Regions from separate parts of the Mus musculus genome. Here region 1 is linked to region 2. The links are chromatin contacts, found by Hi-C or POLR2A ChIA-PET in ENCODE. All regions are on one chromosome and are shown on one strand. Each heading gives the region's core, a stretch centred on a gene start or an enhancer-like site at or near the end of the contact. The rest is flanking DNA. Distances are from core to core; before and after follow the strand shown.

What was found. Hi-C counts contacts between places; a loop is a spot of excess contacts on that map. ChIA-PET counts read pairs that join two places held with the same protein, here RNA polymerase II (POLR2A).
Region 1: POLR2A ChIA-PET joins it to region 2 with 58 read pairs in Patski. The contact joins two enhancer-like sites. A Hi-C loop is called at or near these places in 2 of 37 maps with a recorded cell type or tissue (CH12.LX and T-helper 1 cell). POLR2A ChIA-PET finds 5 or more read pairs at or near these places in 2 of 5 experiments (Patski and embryonic stem cell).

The regions. Positions count from the first base shown.
Region 1 is chr15:59,548,125-59,551,861 of GRCm38, reverse strand. The region is part of intron 4 of Nsmce2 (NSE2/MMS21 homolog, SMC5-SMC6 complex SUMO ligase); the gene reads right to left. Among named protein-coding and RNA genes, the nearest start is that of Gm36677, 68 kb to the left of the region's middle. Within about 2 kb of position 1,875, at least 1 of the 3 ENCODE cell types and tissues checked has a DNase peak (open chromatin) inside an H3K27ac peak, as active enhancers do.
Region 2 is chr15:59,595,994-59,599,283 of GRCm38, reverse strand. All of the region lies in intron 6 of Nsmce2 (NSE2/MMS21 homolog, SMC5-SMC6 complex SUMO ligase), which reads right to left. Among named protein-coding and RNA genes, the nearest start is that of Gm36677, 21 kb to the left of the region's middle. Within about 2 kb of position 1,748, at least 1 of the 3 ENCODE cell types and tissues checked has a DNase peak (open chromatin) inside an H3K27ac peak, as active enhancers do.

The DNA.
Region 1 (3,737 bases), core at 626-3,125, 48 kb after region 2:
TAAGCTTGTGCCACCATGTCTGACTACATGGGAGCTGGGGACCCGATACTGGTCCCCGCATTTGCAATGAAGGACTTCACAGACTGAGATTTCTTTTCCTTCTTCCCAGCTTGGGTTTTAAGTAAAACAATTAATTAAATGAGCTAACGGGATTTCTTTCTCTCTGGTGTCTGATCCCACGCAGCACTTGAGGACAGTTGTTTCCTTAGCTGGCAATGACTCGGCAGAGGAAAGGGATTGCCGCTTTTGCTGCTGCTGCTGCGGCTGCTGCTGCTGGGAATCAGATCCAAGTCCTCTGCCAGGGGCAAAACCAAATGCCTCAGTGGTCCCCAGAGCACACCTTTGCCCATTACACAACGGCAGCAAGGAGGAAGCAAGCAGGCAGCTGACTAGACTTCCAGCTACTCTGTCAGAATCAATCTAGTTTCCACTGCAGGGATTAATCTAACATGCTGAGAGACGGCGCGGGCTTTCCCCTTTAGCCAATATGAAGCCATCACTAAGCCATACTCTTTACTTTTATTTATTTATTTTTATTTTTTATTTTTTAATGGTTTTTCGAGACAGGGTTTCTCTGTATAGCCCTGGCTGGTCTGGAACTCACTTTGTAGACCAGGCTGGCTTCGAACTCAGAAATCCACCTGCCTCTGCCTCCCAAGTGCTGGGATTAAATGCGTGCACCACCACACCCGGCTTTTACTTTTATTATAAGTGATTACACATAAGGCATTGCATAAACATGCTTGGTTAGTGGTTACATTGCAATCCAGCAGTAGTATGATGCAGATATTCAGTGTCTTAATAATTGAACTGGAAAATTATAAAAGTGGGCTTCAGGAGGAGGCCAAAGTGAACTACAGTGACTCATCGCCAGGGCCATCCTGACCTGAGCCTTCACTGAGATGTGCTCTTGACAAGAGAATGGTGCAGAGAATGACAAGATGTTTCCCTTCACAGGGTTCCACTAGTGAGGAGCCACAAAGAGCAGAAAACTAAGATACCAGCCGATCTTCTTTTGGAAACTGTGCTGAGATCAGAATGCACAAGCATACTTGCGATGTACCTACCAGTCACTGCTCTCGCTTACTGGCCACTCCTCCAGCTCCAGGCACTGCTCCAGATTATTCCTTTTATCCCCCGTGAACATCTTATAATGTCCCAATTCTCATGTCAGGGATGAAAAGACCAAGGAGCGGAAAAGGTTACATAACTTGCCGCCTCTCACGGTTGGTGGGCTGGAAAGGAACTCCCTGCTCTCCGACTGCACTCTGAGTGACGCATCGTCTCTACTTGACATTTTGGGGCTCTGTCCCAAGTACTCTGTAGGGTCCTAACAAAATGGTTCACATATTTTCCTGATGTTTCACACAGCTAATTACACAACCAATTAGTTTCCCAACCAAAAGATAGCATCTACGGTTTCTGCCTCTACTTCAGTCTGCTTAAGTTCATGGTAGAGATGAAAATGAAATCGGCCCCCAGCCTACATGTTTATCATCTTTTGGAGGTTCTCACAGGACAGATTTCCTGCTTAAAAACCTTTTAGCCAGACTGCTGCTTCTTGTTTTGACAGTCCAATCTTATTAGATCATGTTCTAGCACAATGCGGGCCTTGCTCAATACTCTGAAATTTCAGACCTACCAAAGCTATGAGCAACTTTTTGATTGAGAAGTCCACGACCTCATGTGAAACCAGAGTCATGGGAATTGGAAGAAATGCACAAAACCCCTGCGATGGTAAAGTGAAATATGACAACGGTGGAGTGACGTGACCCACAGTTCCAGGAGACATGCTTCCTCACGGTCATGACTACATGACAGCGTCTCTAAGGACTCCATGTGCTGGCCTGCTTTCAGCAGTGTTCAAATCGCCCTCACGTGGTTGGCAGGTGGCCAGAGAATAATGAGGTGGTAGGAAAAGGGCAGATTTTGCCAACGGAGGTTAGGTAGTCTAAATGGAACCAAGAGAGGGGCTGGCCATACAACGGGTGAGAAAAGGGTGTGTAAGGGGTGGGGGCAAACGGCTTACTGATGCAGTGATTTGCAAAGACTTGTTCACATTACCTCTGTACTATGGACTCATGACTCAGTTTTCAAGCCAGTGGAAGCCAAACAGGTATCTCGTTTCCCCTCTGCAGCTCCACACTCCCTTCCCCACAGACAGCCTAGCTTCAAACCTATGAGCAGCCAAAAGGGGACAACTAAGGATATGTTTAGCATGTACACTGCTGGGAACCATGGGGCAGAGGGAGAAGAGCTGTGACACAGAAACACCAGCAGGTAGGGATCGTCTTCAACTGTGTGACTTTACAAGAGGATTGATCAAAGAATGCTGCCCTTAGGAATTATATCTTAAAGCACACTGTAGGCCTGAGACTCAGTATTTGGCAACTTGTTAAAATTAGGTCAGGAGTGTGATGAGGAGAATTTGTACTTTTCACTTTTATTGTAGAGAAAATGGCACAGGACTCTGTAGGAACACTGTTAAACCTGCATCCAGGAAGTAGGCCAGGCTGAAGCTACGTCAAGGTAGAAGGGTCAATGAGGGACCTCCATGTCACTGAGGCAGACAGCCTCTACACGGCAGCCTGTGCTGTCAGAGACAGTACTAAAAGAAGCTGGAAATGCTGATTCTGATGGGAACCCTTCTAACTGGTGTATGTTGCAACCGAAGATACATGTGTATACAACTCCCCTGGCCAACCCAAACACATCTGTGGCTGGAACCAGCACACTGAGAGCTGGTGTCTGACCTTGGTGACCACAGTGATGACTCTTAACCCTTACAGCACAGAGAGGAAACAAGCGCTGGCTTGTCTTCCATAAAGTCACTTACACCGCTGCCTGGTCAAAAGACTCTTTGTAAGTCCAGCCTGTGGGACCTGCAGAGAGGTCCAAGAAGGCCATGGGCCTCCTTCACTAACAATGCCAAGCCTGTCGCTGTTGAGAGAGGGAGGTATTCTGAGGTCTTTGGGAGAATTTAGAAAGGTGTCAGTCAGGAAGATGAGGTGTTTGGTGGCTTCATACTGAGTTATGACCACCTGCTCTGAGCTCTCTAACTGCTTATTTAAAACTGCAGGGTTTGTTTCTTGTTGCCATGAGTGCCAAAGGAGCCCAACAGACATGTCATATAGGGCTGTCAACTGGCAGCTCAAAAGGTCTCCTGGAAAATTTCATTCGGCTACAAAGAGAAGACTGCATCCCCCTATGATCAGACACTTTAGCATCCAAGTCTGGATGCTTGCTTGCCCACTGTGCCTATGATAAACCAGACATTTTTCTACGTCGTGCTTCCAAAGCCCTATCTCCTGGCTGTCAGACTTCTTTTTCTTTTTTAAAGTCATTTTCATTTATGCGTATGTATCTGTCTGAATGTATTCAGATGCCTGTAGAGGCCAGAAAAGGGTGTCAGATGCCCCAGAGTTGCAGTTACAGACCATCTGATATCAGTGCTGGAAACTGAACTCAGCTTTGCAAGAGCAGCAAGAGTGCTTTTAACTGCTGAGCTATCGCTTCAGTCCCCAAGAGTGGCAGGCTTTGAAATCGACCATACTGTGTGGTGTGGGACAAGAAGGTGCTGTGTGTCTCTAATGCACAAGCGTGTGTGTGTGTGTGAGTGTGAGAGAGAGAGAGAGAGAGTGTGTGTGTGTGTGTGTGTGAGAGAGAGAGAGAGAGTGTGTGTGTGTGTGTGTGAGAGAGTGTGTGTGTGTGTGTGTGTGAGAGAGAGAGAGAGAGAG
Region 2 (3,290 bases), core at 499-2,998:
CGGAGACTGTCATCCCCTAGGCTTCCCAGACATGGACGTGCACAACAGGGGGCTTCTGGAGTGAACCTCCCTGAGAGGCGAGCCCCGAGCCCCGTCCCTGACGACCAGACCTTGGGTGCAGTGGACTCCTGAGAACAGCGTCTACCTCCTTCTGCCAGACAGTGAATAAGCAGTGGAGAGGGAAGTGGAGAGTGAGGGGGGAGGACTTCCTGATGACATCAGTGGCTTTAGTCAGTAAATGAGGGCATTCTGAGAATGGCTGACGGAATTAACCACACCACTGAGCTGCAGAGGAGGCGCCCACACTCATGTTGATGGGATGGGATGGAGCCTGGTGATGTCTGTGTCATGCAGAGACAGGCTCTGGGAACAGGGATATAAATCAAGTATCCGAGGGGAGCGAGGTGACCCGACAACAAAGATACAAACTGGAAAATGGAAGAGCCAAGACAAGTGTATATGCCTACAATCCCAGCACCCGAGGCTGAGGCAAGACTGAGCTACACAGAAAGTTCTAGGCTAGGCTAGGCTATATAGTGAGACATCTCCAAAAGAGCGGCAAAGGCCTAGCAGTCGGCTCCCCTAGTGCTGACACTGTCCAGGTGACGGCACAAGGCTTTTCCTGCAAACAGATGAACGTGGAGTTCTTGTCTGTCTGCAGGCATCCTGGCACAGTGAAAATCAAGGCCACTGAATGCCACGGGCAAAGGATTGTGCTCCAGGTCTCATCACGCAGCACTTGCTGTTCTAGACCACAGTTAACCAGTCCTGTCTCCTCACACAAGGCGGCTCAACCAGAGACATGGTGAGAACAACACTGAAGAGCATGCGAGAACCTTTGAGAGACTTCCTGGAGGAGAGGCAGGACAGGAACCAGGGCACAGCCTTGTTTCCCACCCCACCCCACCCCACAGAAACGAACAAGTTTTTAAACTAAAAAGGGTAAGAAAAGGCCATGATGCCACGGGCTTGAATCAGGGCATTCCTGCTCCGAGAAACAACACTACCCAAGCGTTAGGCCATAATCCCCAGGACATCCTGGTGAGCAAGTCAGGTGTGGCAACACCTTCAACATCATCAACTCATCCCCAGGAAGGGCTCAGACTCACAGACCTGGAAGGAGAGGCTGGTCCTGTGCCTGGGTCAGCCACAGGGCAGAGCATTCCTTATTGCGAGTCTATGCTAAGGAGAGGTCTCAGGGTGCAGAGGGTCCCAGGGGCATCGGGGATTCGGGGCCTCAGCCTCAGCTCAGGATCACACAATGCTGAGTATGGAGAGATGCAGATTTGGGTCCTAAGAATATCAAGGTTTGGCCCATAAGCTCTAGGAAGCAGCTGTATAGACAGATACCTCTGGCATTAGAGCTGGGTAGATTCCTGACATAGTTACACTCAGAGAGTAACTGTGTCCCATCGCCTCCAAGTCCAGGGTGATGTGTCACAAAACAGTGAGGTACACATGATGACTGTTTGCCATAAGGGCCCCACAGCTGTGAGTTCACACTGTACACCAGCAAACTTCCTGTCAGGCCTGTGCTTCTGCCCGCCTGTGTGCAGCTGTGCACATGTGTATATGCTGTGGGAGTCAGAGGTCATCCCTGTCGTTCTCCTCAGGGTCCACTGTACTAGTTATTTATTTCTGACAGACTCTTTCACTGGCCTAATTCTTGCTAAACAGCCACTAGTCTGGCTGGCCTCACTGACCTCAGGGGCCTGCCTGCCTTTCATCTCCCTCCCTCTCCCAGTGCCGGGATACAAGTGAGCTATCACACTTGGCACTTTGATGTGAATTCTGGGGATGAGCTGAACCCTCACTGAGCTGAGCTATCTCCCGGTCTTCTTCACAGCCAAGAAATGGGACAGTACAGATCTGGAAGGAATCCCCTGTAGGCTCTAGGGTCACTGGAATTTTGAGTTGATGTCATTTTTACTTTAGAGATAAAGAACCCGGCTGAGAGGCTCAGTTATTTGTTGGTAAGTGATTCTGCTTTGACATCACACATTTCTCTTCACTTCATCTGATGAGCTTAGAATTCCCTAAAGATTCAGAAAACCAAAACAATTGGTGGGGGTCACAGTCAGCCACAGTTCATTAACATGAAAACGAGCAGGCAGCTTTATTTGAGAGATAATAGCTTACGACCTCCCTCGGTTTTAGGAAATGACTCTAACAGTATACTAGGGTGAAAAGCCCCACAAGCCCACTCCACTTGGGTCCAGTGGACAGGCCGCCAGGGTCTGAAGCATGCTGGGAAGTTCAGATGGTACCCAGTAAGTAACACAGTGTGCCTGGGACTCCAGTAACCTAACATAATTGGAACAGGAGAGAGACACCGTTCTCTAACAGGATGTGTCACACACATTTTTTAAACAGTGCTTCATGGGAAATGACACCACTTCATGCTGAATCAGAAACCTACAGAGTAAGCTGTGAGCAGAACCGAGTGAGTTCTAATCGGTTTCCAGGTTGGCCTTGCGTTTGACACTGGCTCTGTGACTGCAGCGCCTCTCGTCTTGGGTGTGGTTTAGGCTGCTTCCCACAGGTCTTGTACTTGAGTGCAGTAACTGCTGAACAAGAAGCTGCTTGGAGCTGACAGCAAGGGGCTCTGAGTCAGGTGCCGAGGCTTTATGGTGAGTGAAGAGAGCTTATGCCAGGCCAAGGCTCTGTCCTGCTGGCCTCTGCAGAACTGTGCCTCAGCGACAGCTGCCCAGCTCTATCCTCATAGCCACACAATTCTCATGGCTGGCTCAGTCACCTTCTAAGGGCACAGCCTGCACCTTGGCTGTTTTCAAGGGGCTCTATGGCTATGATCTCAGACTCTCAGAACCCCTGCTGGCCACTCTCCTCTCTTCCACCTCTCCCTGACCAAGCAGCTAGCAACTGCTTCTAGACACTCAAAAGAATTAGCAGTCATATTCCCCTCTAGCTCCTCCCCCATTTTCAATCAGCTACCACATTCTGTCGGGCGCATACACACCTCACTTCCACGTGCCTGCTCACTCTCTGTGACAGAATGCACTGTGGGCGCACCACCCTGGCACTGCCACAGCCTTTAGCACCTGCCCCCTGCACTGCTTCGGTAGTAACTTCCTCAGCTCCAGATTGGCTCCTCCTAATCCCCTTTCTCTACAAGGTCTTCTGTGCCTATGGGCAGAGCTGGTAGATGCTGGTGACGATGCTGTCGAAAGCTTGACAAGGATGCAGGACTCATGGTTACTGAGTCTTACTGCATGTGTGCCTGCTCCTTTAGAACATATCTTATTCAAGTTTCAGATGTACCAGTGAGAAAA